Regions from separate parts of the Homo sapiens genome. Here region 1 is linked to region 2. A link is an interaction called in ENCODE POLR2A ChIA-PET data of the cell type or tissue named here. Cell type or tissue: OCI-LY7. All regions are shown on one strand. Each heading gives the region's core, and the rest is flanking DNA. Links, peaks and the distances in the headings are about the cores only.

What was found. ChIA-PET counts read pairs that join two places held together with the same protein. Peaks named below come from ENCODE experiments on the same cell type or tissue, not always from the same donor. Only the 100,000 strongest peaks of a DNase experiment are listed, where the experiment ranks them.
Region 1: POLR2A ChIA-PET joins it to region 2 with 6 read pairs; 3 of 35 experiments call an interaction of 5 or more read pairs at or near these places.

Annotation. Positions count from the first base shown.
Region 1 is chr18:26,256,137-26,262,495 of GRCh38, forward strand. The region is part of intron 1 of TAF4B (TATA-box binding protein associated factor 4b); the gene reads left to right. It also overlaps the pseudogene SINHCAFP1. Among named protein-coding and RNA genes, the nearest start is that of TAF4B, 33 kb to the left of the region's middle. RefSeq lists an enhancer at 5,143-5,643. In OCI-LY7, for the core only: no CTCF peak of the experiment used is centred there; no DNase peak of the experiment used is centred there; H3K27ac peaks cover 178 bases.
Region 2 is chr18:26,172,844-26,179,202 of GRCh38, forward strand. PSMA8 (proteasome 20S subunit alpha 8) reads left to right here. Exons shown (of 7, transcript NM_001025096.2): 5 at 5,987-6,106; 6 at 6,225-6,287. Among named protein-coding and RNA genes, the nearest start is that of PSMA8, 42 kb to the left of the region's middle. In OCI-LY7, for the core only: no CTCF peak of the experiment used is centred there; a DNase peak (open chromatin) is centred at 2,357; H3K4me3 peaks cover 913 bases; H3K27ac peaks cover 3,142 bases.

The sequences.
Region 1 (6,359 bases), core at 559-5,558, 84 kb after region 2:
AGTTTTTTTTTTGATCCTGCTGGCAACTTCTTCCATCTTTTCACAAGCAGGACACAGGCATTGCAGATGTCTCCTGAAGGAGTCTCATGCAATCCAGAACAGCTGTGGAAGTCCTTTTCATAGCGTTTACTGTCAGTGAATCGAGAACTAGAGGACTTAGCTCTGCAAATACAGCAGCCCTCTATACTTCGGTACATCTTTGGCGTGTGAAAACCAAACATCTTTTCTTCTGGGCAAAAGTCTTCCAAAAGCAGCCGTTCCACGCGCAATAACGTCCCCGAGGTGCAGAGTGCACGCCAGGCCAGTCCCCCTCAAGCACTCCCTACTCCAGTTTTGTTGATTTTTCTCAGTTGTTTTTCTATTCTCTATTTGCCCCTGCTCTTAATCTTTATTATTTCTTTTCTTCTGCTTGCTTTAGTTTTCATTTTGCTCTTCTTTTTCCAGTGTCTTAAGGTAAAAGGTTGTTAGTGATTTGAGATATTTCTTCCTTTTTAAGACAGGCATTTATAGCTGTACATTTTTCTCTGAATATTGCTTTAGTTGCATCACATAGATTTTGGTATGCTGTATCTTCATTTTCATTCATCTCAAAAGTATTTTCTAGTTTCCTTTATGATTTCTTCATTGACCCATTGGTTACTTAGAAGTGTGTTTATTATGCACATATTTGGGAGTTACCCCACTTTTTTTTTTTTTTCTGTCACTGTTTTCTAATTTCATTCCATTGTAGGTGGAGACCATACATTGTATTAGGTTGGTGCAAAAGTAATTGTGTTTTTTTTGCCATTACTTTCAATGGCGAAAACCGTGATTACTTTTGCACCAACCTAATATAATTTCAATTTTTGAAAGTTTATTGAGGTTTGTTTTGTGTCCTAGTATATGGTCTGTCTTGGAGAATGTTTCGCATACACTTAAGAATGCTATTGTTGTTAGGTGAAGTACTCCATAGATCTGAGTTAGGTTTAGTTGGTTTATAGTTTTTTCAAGTGGTTGATTTCCTTGCTGCTTTTCTGTTTAGTTCTATTCTTCATTGAAAGTGGGGTATTGCAGTGTCCGAGCAATTGTTGAATTATTTTTCCTTTTATCACTTTTTGCTTCATGTATTTTAGGCTCTGTGTGTGAGGTATATGTGCTTAAAATGTTACATCGTGTTGATCTGTTAGCCCCATCATTACAAAATGCCCTTCTTTATCTCTTGTTTAAAGTCTATTTTGATATTAGTATGGCCACTACAGCTTTCTTGTGGTTCTGTTTGTATGATGTCTTTTATTTTCAACTCTTTTATATCTTTGAGTCTAATGTATATCTCTTGTAAGGAGCATATAGTTGAATTTTGTTTTTTATCCAACCTAGCACTTTCTCCCTTTTGACTGGATTATTTTGTACATTCACATTTGCATTTAATGTTGTTATATATATATAGTTGGACTTAGCCTGCCATTTACTTTTGTTTCCTATATGTTTCTTTTACTTTTTCCTCTATACTTTTCCTGCTTTCTTTTGTATTAAGCAAATATTTTCTAGGGTAACACTTATCCTTTGTAATTTTTTCAACATGTTTTTGAGTGTTTTTCTTAGAGGTTGCTTTAGGGCTTACAATATGAACCTCATTGGAATCTCCTTCATGTGTATATTAACTTATTTCAGTGAGACAGAGAAGCCCTTTCTTTCATATAGTTCATTTCTGGCTTTCCTCTGCGTGCGTGTGTGTGTGTGTGTGTGTGTGTGTGTGTGTGTGTGTGTGTGTAATTATTGCTTTATACCTTGCATCTAGTTATATTACAAACCCAACAATTATTATGTTACATAATTTTATGTCTTTTAAAGAAGCTGAGGCTGGGTGTGGTGGCTCATGCCTGTAATCCCAGCACTTTGGGAGGCCGAGGCAGGCAGATCACGAGGTCAGGAGACTGAGACCATCCTGGCCAACATGGTGAAACACCGTCTCTACTAAAAATACAAAAATTAGCTGGGCGTGGTGGCATGTGCCTGTAATCCCAGCTACTCAGGAGGCTGAGGCAGGAGAATTGCTTGAACCAAGGAGTCGGAGGTTGCAGTGAGCTGAGATCGCACCACTGCACTCAAGCCTGGTGACAGAGCGAGACTCCATCTCAAAAAAAAAAAAAAGCTGAGGGAAGAAGAGAGCAAGGACATGTTTATGTCATTTGTTATATTACCTTATTTGTCTTTTCTGGATTTTCTTCATTTGTTCCTTTGCTTCTGAGCTACCATCTGAAGTACCTTTAGTACAATACAGCTTTGCTTCCACCCATTTCCTCTGTGCTTCTATTTGTAAAAATTTTACATTCCTGTATGTTAAATTTCCAAAGACGTAATTCTATATATATTGTTCTATACAATAGTTTTTAAAAACCAGTTATGAAAGAAGAAGTAATAATACATTTATACTGCCAAATTACATAATTACCAGTGCTCTTTGTTTTTTCCACGTGAATTTGAATTACTGCCTTGGTCACTTGTTTTCAGCCTGAAGAACTTCATTTAGTGTTTTTTGTATGGAGTATCTGCTACTAATGAATCTTCTCAGTTTAAATTAAAAAAAAATTTTTTTTAGAGACAAGGTCTTGCTCTGTTGGCTGTGCTGGAGTGCTGTGGTGTGATTATAGCTCACTGCAACCTTGAATTCTTGGGCTTGAGTGATCCACCTCAACCTCTCCAGTAGCTGGGATTACAGGTGTGCGCCACCACACTGGGCTACTTTTAATTTTTTTTTTTTTTTTTAGAGATGGGGTCTTGCTTTGTTGTCCAGTCTGGTCTCAAACTCTTGGACTTAAGCAGTCCTCCTGCTTCAGCCTTCCAAAGTGCTGGGATTACAAGTCACTGTGCCAGCCTGTTTTTAAATTTTAAATGTCTTTGCCTTCCTTTTTTCTTTGTTTTTGAACATTTTTACTACCATGTGTCTTGGCGTGGGGATCTCTTTGCGTTTAGCTTACTTGGGGTTTCTTGAGCTACTTTGATGTCTGGATTATTTTCCTCCAAATTTGGGAAGCTTTCAGCTGTTATTTCTTTGATTTTTTTTTTTTTCTGTTCCTTTCTCTCTCCCCTCTCTTTCTGGTACTAACATTATGCCTATGTTGGTGTCTTTAATGGTGTTCCATGTTTTCTGAGAATCTGTTTATTTTTCTTCTTTTTTTTTTATTATACTTTAAGTTCTAGGGTACATGTACACAACATGCAGGTTTGTTACATATGTATACATGTGCCATGTTGGTGTGCTGCACCCATTAACTCATCATTTACATTAGGTATATCTCCTAATGCATCCCTCCCCCCTCCTCCCACCCCGCGACAGGCCCCAGTGTGTGATGTTCCCCACCCTGTGTCCAAGTGTTCTCATTGTTCAATTCCCACCTATGAGTGAGAACATGTGGTGTTTGGTTTTTTGTCCTTACAATAGTTTGCTGAGAATGATGGTTTCCAGCTTCATCCATGTCCCTACAAAGGACATGAGCTCATCCTTTTTTATGGCTGCATAGTATTCCATAGTGTATATGTGCCACATTTTCTTAATCCAGTCTATCATTGATGGACATTTGGGTTGGTTCCAAGTCTTTGCTATTGTGAATAGTGCCGCAGTAAACACACATGTGCGTGTGTCTTTATAGCAGCATGATTTATAATCCTTTGGGTATATACCCAGTAATGGGATGGCTGGGTCAAATGGTATTTCTAGTTCTAGATCCTTGAGGAATTGCCACACTGTCTTCCACAATGGTTGAATTAGTTTACATTCCCACCAACAGTGTAAAAGTGTGCCTATTTCTCCACATCCTCTCCAGCACCTGTTGTTTCCTGACTTTTTAATGATTGCCATTCTAACTGGTGTGAGATGGTATCTCATTGTGGTTTCGATTTGCATTTGTCTGATGGCCAGTGATGATGAGCATTTTTTCATGTGTCTTTTGGCTGCATAAATGTCTTCTTTTGAGAAGTGTCTGTTCATATCCTTCACCCACTTTTTGATGGGGTTTGTTTTTTTCTTGTAAATTTGTTTGAGTTCTCTGTAGATTCTGGATATTAGCCCTTTGTCAGATGGGTAGATTGCAAAAATTTTCTCCCATTCTGTAGGTTGCCTGTTCACTCTGATGGTAGTTTCTTTTGCTGTGCAGAAGCTCTTTAGTTTAATAAGATCCCATTTGTCAATTTTGTCTTTTGTTGCCATTGCTTTTGGTGTTTTAGACATGAAGTCCTTGCCCATGCCTATGTCCTGAATGGTATTGCCTAGGTTTTCTTCTAGGGTTTTTCTGGTTTTAGGTCTGACATTTAAGTCTTTAATCCATCTTAAATTAAGTTTTGTATAAGGTATAAGGAAGGGATCCAGTTTCAGCTTTCTACATATGGCTAGCCAGTTTTCCCAGCACCATTTGTTAAATAGGGGCTCCTTTCCCCATTTCTTGTTTTTGTCAGGTTTGTCAGAGATCAGATGGTTGTAGATGTGTGGTACTATTTCTGAGGGCTCTGTTCTGTTCCATTGGTCTATATTTTTCATCATTCTTTTTGTTCTTTGGATTACATAATTTCTACAGATTTATCTCCAAGTTTGCTGATCTTTCTTTTGCCAGTTTAGGTTTACTTTTGAATCTCTTGTGAATTTGTTACTGTAATGACAGAAGTTCCGTTTTTTAAAAATAATATCTATCTCTAGTGATATTCTAGATGTATCACACCTTTCTTCTTTAAGTATGGTTCCTTTTATTCCTTTGAACATACTTATAATTGTTACTCTGACATTTATTAAATCTGACATCTAATCTGTCTCACAGGTGGTTTCTGTTGCCTGCTTTTCCCTCTGTGTTTATGTCACACTTTTCTGTTTCTTTACATGTCATAGCTTGTTGTTAACTATAGTGTAGCAACTCTTAATACTGGTCCCCACTCCTTGGGTGTGTTACTGTTTTTTGATTTTTAAAAAAGGTCTGGCTAGACTGTTTTAGTGAGGTCTCCTTTTGCTACAATAAGCAGCTGCTGATGTTACTTTTTAGAGGGCACATCCTTGAACATGAGCACTGTCATTTTTTTTTTTTTTTTTTTTTTTTTTTGAGACGGAGTCTCGCTCTGTCGCCCAGGCTGGAGTGCAGTGGCGGGATCTCGGCTCACTGCCGGGATCTCGGCTCACTGCAAGCTCCGCCTCCCGGGTTCACGCCATTCTCCTGCCTCAGCCTCCCAAGTAGCTGGGACTACAGGCGCCCGCCACTACGCCCGGCTAATTTTTTGTATTTTTAGTAGAGACGGGGTTTCACCGTTTTAGCCGGGATGGTCTCGATCTCCTGACCTTGTGATCCGCCCGCCTCGGCCTCCCAAAGTGCTGGGATTACAGGCGTGAGCCACTGCGCCCGGCCAGCACTGTCATCTTTAGCAGGACTCTGTCTCTGCCTCATCTCTCTGTTAAGCTGTCTGCTTATGCTGGTATCACAGCTGGCTGTTAGGATCCACTCATTGCCAGCTGATTGCCCTATTGTTTTCAACAATGCCCTAGAGCCTAACTTGTTCCACAGTCTGATCCAATTAAATTTGGGCTCCTTTACAGAGATAATTTTTTAGGCCAGTGTTTGAGGTTTGTTCTGACCCAAGGAGGACCCTTCTTAGTTGTCTCTTTGGTTTTCTTTGGTAAACTAGTAGACTTATGGTTTAGCTTGTATCTCTCATGAAGCTACCAGCCTCGTCTTAATTGCTACTTTGTATTTGAGGGTGCCTTTAGCCTTGAACTTCTCCACTCTGTTTAACGTAAAGACATTTCATTTAGGGAGATATTGGGAGCAGAGGTCGGGACTGTGGCTTTCTTCTCTCTGAGTGATATCCCTGCTCTAGGAACAAGGTACTGGGTGTGGGCAGTACTCAGGTCTTTTCTGCTCACCTCTCCCAACATGGAACACCTCCAGCCTGTGAAAGAGCTGGGGTGAGACACTTGAGGTCCAAGTGTTCCCAGTGTGCTCTCCTTGAAGTACAGATTTCCTTTTATGAATGGGAATGGGTGAAAGAAGGGAGACTTGAACCCTAAGATGCACCTGTCTCAAGTTTATCCTCTTCAATATGTAGCTGGGATGGGGGGTGAGGATTGGGGGTAGATGAGAAATGCAAGTGACTTCCTCCTCCCGGGAAGATACCATAGCCTTAGATTGGGAGGTTAGGAGAGAGGGAGCCCTGTCTTCTTGGCCACACTCCCTGGAATGGAATTTCTGTCATGTTGAGCTGAGAAGGGAAAGAGAGGGGAGTTGGTTGCAGCAAATGCCACATATTCTTGCTATTCTTACTGAGTTTTAGCAGATCTCCAATAACTGTAGTCATTTTCTGCATGCCTTAGGACAGTTTCCAAACACTTTTTTTTTTTTTTTGAG
Region 2 (6,359 bases), core at 305-5,304:
AATAATAGCTAAGAAACCCTGAACTTGGGGAATCTACCACTTTTGTAATAGGCAGTGAACAAGCTTCTTCTTTTTCTGCAGAAAGACGTGACCTTATTCCTCAGGGTTGTTGGCCACTAATACAGTCCTGAGGAATAGCCCCATCAAGAGTGGTCAAGGCCATGCGTTCTTGGCACACCCAGAAAGAATGTGCACTCTAATTGTGAACAGTGTGATTCTGTTAAAATTTAAGTCAGATCAGGTCACCTCTCTGTTCAAAATCCCCTCTTGCCTCCCAAGTAAGTCAGAGTAAAAACCAAAGCCCTTACAGTGGTCTAACCTTATCTGGCCCCCACCTCAACTCTCCAACCCGAAGCTTATTAACTCCTCCGTTGCTTTCCTACTCAGCCACACTGGCCTCTTTACTGTTCTTCAGAGGCCAGATGTGTACTTTCCTCAGGGCTTTTAACTTTTGTTCTTCCTTATTGTTTCCTCTGCCCAGAGCTTGCATGATATCTGCATGGCTACCATCCTCACCCTCTGAGTGAAGCCCCTCCTAACTGGCCTTTCTAGCACTGTAGCCCATTCTCAATGCTCTTTATTTCCTATCCTGGCTTTACTTCTCTCATAACAACTAATGTACTGTTTATTTTACATATTTCCTTGTTTACCTTGTTTATTATCTATCTCTCCCCCACTAAGCTTTAAGGTCTATGAGTGCAGGGATTTTTGTCTACTTTTTTTTTTTTTTGAGATGGAGTTTTGCTCTTGTTGCCCGGGCTGGAGTGCAATGGCACGATCTGGGCTCACTGCAACCTCCACCCCCCAGGTTCAAGCGATTCTCCTGCCTCAGCCTCCCAAGTAGCTGGGATTACAGGCATGTGCCACCACGCCTGGCTAATTTTGTATTTTTAGTAGAGATGGGGTTTCTTCATGTTGGTCAGGCTGGTCTCAAACTCCTGACCTCAGGTGATCCACCTGCCTCGGCCTCCCAAAGTGCTGGGATTACAAGTGTGAGCCATCACGCCCGGCCTTTTGTCTACTTTTTATACTGTTGACACACTAGTGCTTAGAATTGAACCTTATATACAAGGTGGTCATACGTTATTTAACAAATAAATGAATACTAGATAATAACATAATGCTGTCTACTTGATTCTCAGCTAGAAATATTCTCTCCCTTTGAACTTTTGAAGCATTAGTAATTCTTACAGCTTTTTAAAATTGTTTCATTTCTTCTGTTGACAATTTAGTAAGGGAAGTTTGTGTTTTAAGCATTCAAGTTTCATTTTACAGCAAACACTAATCCTATATTTTAGAGTGAAAACGTAATATTTATAGCATTCGGATCATGAAATGATGCTTCTAAATGCCTACTTTGACTATAATCGTATTTTACTGATTTTTCAAAATAATATTTTATAGACATTTAGTGGCAGGAATTGAATATGTTCTTGCTTATTAGTTCTAAGATATTGGTATTTAAGTGTGTATCTAAGAAGTTGTACACATTTTTTAAAATATTCTTCCTTTCACTTACAATATAGCTTGTAGATTTGTAGGAATGCCAGTCTGGCCATTAGCACTCAAATTTTATATTCAAAACTTTGTTTCAGTTTACTGTGTATTTCTTGAAAAGCTTGCATTTTTAAAGTTTTTAAATAAAATTAGCTCATAAAGAACATTGATGAAAACTGGCATCTAATATGCTGTGCATTGAAGTGGTTACTTAATTTAAAAGCTATTCTATACTATTTTAAGGAGACCCACCTGCATAGACTTAAGCCCCACCCTGATTAATGATGTTAATGATTAAGGGGCATGTTTTGCTCTTGTCAGTATGGGCCATAATGTTTCAAAATGGTAAGAATGTTAACTACGTCGTATACTTCTGAGCAATGTTTCTCAAAATGCATTTCTTTTCATGTTAACAGGTATTAGGTAAACAAGCTCTCTAGCTAAGTAATTTTGTTAGCTATTTAAAGAAATTTAGTAAGTTTTGTTACCAAAGTACATCTGGATCTGCTAAAAAGCATTTAAATCTTCTAGAAGCAGGTAAAATAGTAGTCCCCAAGATTACTTGAACGTAGAGCCCTTTGATCATAAATCCTTTCTCTACTCTGATGTTTTGTGGGATTCACTTTGGAAAATGCTGCCATAAAAACTAAGAACCTCAGGGCTGAAAAGACTTTAAAAGCTGTTTAATATAATCCTCCAATTTATTGTTTCTGACAACACTTGACCAGTTTTGCCTTCTGTTGTTTATACTTCAAAATAATGGAAATTGTGATTTATTTATTGTGAGTAGAGTTTTTTGCTCATTTCCACATCTCTTTTTCTTAGTGTGGGAGAGCTCATTGAAGATTTACTCTGGAAGTTAGCAAGCCTTCAGATGAGAAAAGCTGCTTTGCACTTGTTAGCAGAGACCTTGTCCTTCCTTAGGGTCACATAGCCTCATGGGAAGATTATTATTTTATAAGATATTAGGAAGTGCCATTGGTATCAGCATTTGTTGAAGGGAAGGGATCAGGATGGGGCAGAGGGAGACATTGGGCTGCATTGTAGTCGCAATAAAGGCTTCAGTTGACACCATGGAGTGCTCTGGATCTGTAGTGGCTCATCAGAGCTGTTCTAACTTGGGGTGAAGGGACTGCACATTGATACTCTTCGTCACTGAGTCAGTGTAGGCTGGCCCTGGAAGAGCACATGACCTTACCTGAGGGAGCTCTTGTTAACCAGGGAACCTTCCCAAGGGAGTTAAGAGCTGAGGGCTGTCTGCCATTACCACTTCCAGTAGCCACAGGAATAAGGTTTTTGTTTCTGGAGGTGTATGGGGCAGTATGTCACAGGATGCACTTCCGAGGTCTGTCAAGTGAGATTGTTTTTATCTCCTAACAACAAAGACCTGATGATGCTTAACACTTAAGATTGATTTTTCTCACATAATGAAAAGTCTGAAAGTAGGCAGATGCTGGTATTTGTCTCTTTTAGTCTTAGTCTTTTTCCATGCTCTCAAGATAGCTGCTAGACCTCTAGCCAATATGTCTGCATTCTAGGCAGTAAAGGTTCCTAGGAGCTTCACCCAGTGACTTCCACCTGTGTATACCTATTTGTAAGAGAAGCTAGGAAGTGACATTTTTCAGTAGTCACATTGCCTAGAGTTCTGTCACAAAGGAAGAATGGATATTAGGGTTGTCAGCTAATAGTCTTTGCTGCAGAAAATCATCATTAATCTGAGGAGGCAGGTAGGAAAAGCATTGCAAAACTACCAGTCATTATTGAAGTGGACTGGGGTGGGTGATGGGGCAAGGGAGGGTGGGGATCTGAGTGTGGCAAGAACAGGATAGATTTTAGAAAACAAGTCAGGTGGGTAAGAGTTAAAGATTTTGACATTAAGAATTGGAAGAAGTGGATAGGAAAGTCACCAGAAATGTGCAGGGTGACTTTAAAGGCCCAGTGAAGTTTTTGGATAAACCACTACCTGAAGCCACTAACTATGTACTTCCTCTCTGGGTAGCAACTAGTTACCAAAAAACAAACAAACAAACCTAGTAGCAAATAGATTTCAAAGTCATGCCAGGCTGAAGGCTTTACCTTTGATCTTGGTGAAATTTCAAGGCCACAAAATTTAATTTAGAAGTTTCAACAGCTACTTATATTAATCCTCTGAAATATAATGGCATAGAAAAATTATATAAAGTAAAAATAATCTTTTGCTAACCAGAATAGTATATTGTTATATAATGTAATATAAATGGTGTGTTTTCATGTTTATGTCCTAAAATCTCCTTTGAGATCTCTTTCCCATAATCATAATACTAAACAGTTGGCCAGGCACAGTGGCTCACACCTGTAATCTCAGCACTTTGGGAGGCTGAGGCAGGCAGATCACCTGAAGTCGGGAGTTTGAGACCAGCCTGGCCAACAGGGTGAAACCCCATCTCTACTAAAAATAAAAATATTAGCTGGGCATGGTGGCAGACACCTATAATCCCAGCTACTCGGGAGGCTGAGGCAGGAGAATTGCCTGAGCCCAGGAGGCAGAGGTTGCAGTGAAACGAAATCACGCCATTGCACTCCAGCCTGGGCGACAGAGTGAGACAGTCTCAAAAAAGAAAATAATAATAATAATAATACTAAACAGTTATAACTGAGACATTCCCCCATTTAATGCCAGTGAAAGGATAGACCTTTGTGTTTGTTCTTTTTACTCTGTAATCATCCTAGGAAAGGGGCATGTGGCAGCATAGTGTATCAAGTTAAAAGCTTGGCTTGTTGATTCAGACCACGGTTTCAAAGCTTAGCTCTTCTGCTTACTCTCTGCATGATCTTGGCCAAGATTACTTGAGTCAGTAATTCACCAACAGCTGATTTTGTCCCACCTAAAAGACATTTGACAATGTCTTTGACAAGAGATATGTTTGGTTGTCACAACTGGGGTGGGAGTTGCTGCTGGCATTTAGTTTGTGGAGGCAGCTAAAAATCCCACAATACACAGGACAGCCCTCACAACAGAGGATTAGCTGGCCCAAAATGTGAACAGTGATGATATTGAGAAAGCCTATTTTAACCTTTCCAAACCTCCATTTCTACATCCAAGAATTGGGGTTAGTAACAGTACCTATTTAATCATTTTTGTGATGGTTAGATGAGATAATCCATGTAAAATGCCTAACCTAGTGCCTGACACATAAGTGTTCTGTTAATATAAAATTTAAAATCTTATTACCATCAGGAGTACTAATCTGGATATTTAGGCTGAATTAAAAGAATATGCTGCCTTCTACCCATAGCCATGCAGCCAGGAAAATCCATTTGCATTTTTCCTTCATCTGATGAAAATGTGTAAAGAACAAAGAAAAGAGGAAAGGAATAGAAGCCCTTCTTGCTTAAGAGTCAAAGATGATAACAAATCAATTAGGTTACCACTATACTTATTCTAAAATCTACAAAAATAGTGCTCAGCCCAACTTAGGTAAATAGCTTTCTTCATGTTGATGTCATTTTTTTCCCCTCTCTTTGCTTTCTTCTTTTTGTGCCATATTGTAAAGTTATAGCTCCTTGCCTCTCCACATCTTTTCAAGTTTCAGCTTTTTAAAATCTTTTCTGAGCCAGTCACAGTGGCTCATGCCTGTAATCTCAGCACTTTGGGAGGCCAAGCTGGGAGGATCACATGAGTCCAGGAGTTCGAGACCCACCTGGGCAACATAGCAAGACCCTATCTCTAAAAAAAATTCTTTTTTAAATTAGCCAAGTGTGGTGCCACGTACCAATAGTCCCAGCTACTTGGGAGTCTGAGGTAGGAAGATACCTTGAGCCCAGAAGGCCAAGGCTACAGTGAGCAGTGATCATACCACTGCACTCCAGCCTGGGCCACAAAGTGAGACCCTGTTTCAAAAGAATATATAAATAAAATAATTTCTGGTTATCAAGGATTTGGGAGACATTATATTAATAGAAAGTGTTAGCCAGGACAAAGCATTGGTATATTTAAAAGAAAAAGTTGGCCAGATGTTGTGGCTCACGCCTGTAATCCCAACACTTTGAGAGGCTGAGACAGGAGGCTCACTTGAGGCCAGGAGTTTGAGAACAGCCTGGGCAACATAGCAAGACTACCAAAAAAATAATCAGCTGAGTGTGGTGATGCATACCTGTAGTCCCAGCTACTCAGGAGGTTCAGGTGGGAAAATCACTTAAGCCCAGAAGATCAAAGCTGCAGTGAGCTATAATTGTGCCACTACTGCACTCCAGCCTGGGCAACAGAGTGAGATCCCATCTCTAAAACAAACAAAAAAAGGAAAATAAAAACCATGCCACCATTACAGACTATTCTGATAGTAACCAAATGAGCTACTGAAATGTTTGCTATGTTTTCAAATCTGTAATTTTCATTTGGTAATTTTATTAAGGTATACTGGAGTAAACTCCAAACCTCTAAACTTTACTTAGTAACCATAAATTCATTCCTACTGCAATGATATTAATAAATTAACTTTTATTTTTCAAGGCAAATGCAATAGGCCGAAGTGCTAAAACTGTTCGAGAATTTCTAGAAAAGAATTACACAGAAGATGCCATAGCAAGTGACAGTGAAGCTATCAAGTTAGCAATAAAAGCTTTGCTAGAAGTAAGTGATCTAATAAAGCATATTCAGGAAATCATGAATTTTTTTTCCTCATCCATTTTTGTTTATTAAACACAAAATTTGCTGAAATAATTCTAATAGTGTACTTGTTCTACATTAGGTTGTCCAGTCTGGTGGAAAAAACATTGAACTTGCTATAATAAGAAGAAATCAACCTTTGAAGGTAAGTCATTAACCAAAGAGGAAAAAGTATCTGTAGTATAAAGTATTTTGACAAAAGTTAAAAAGTTGTTGG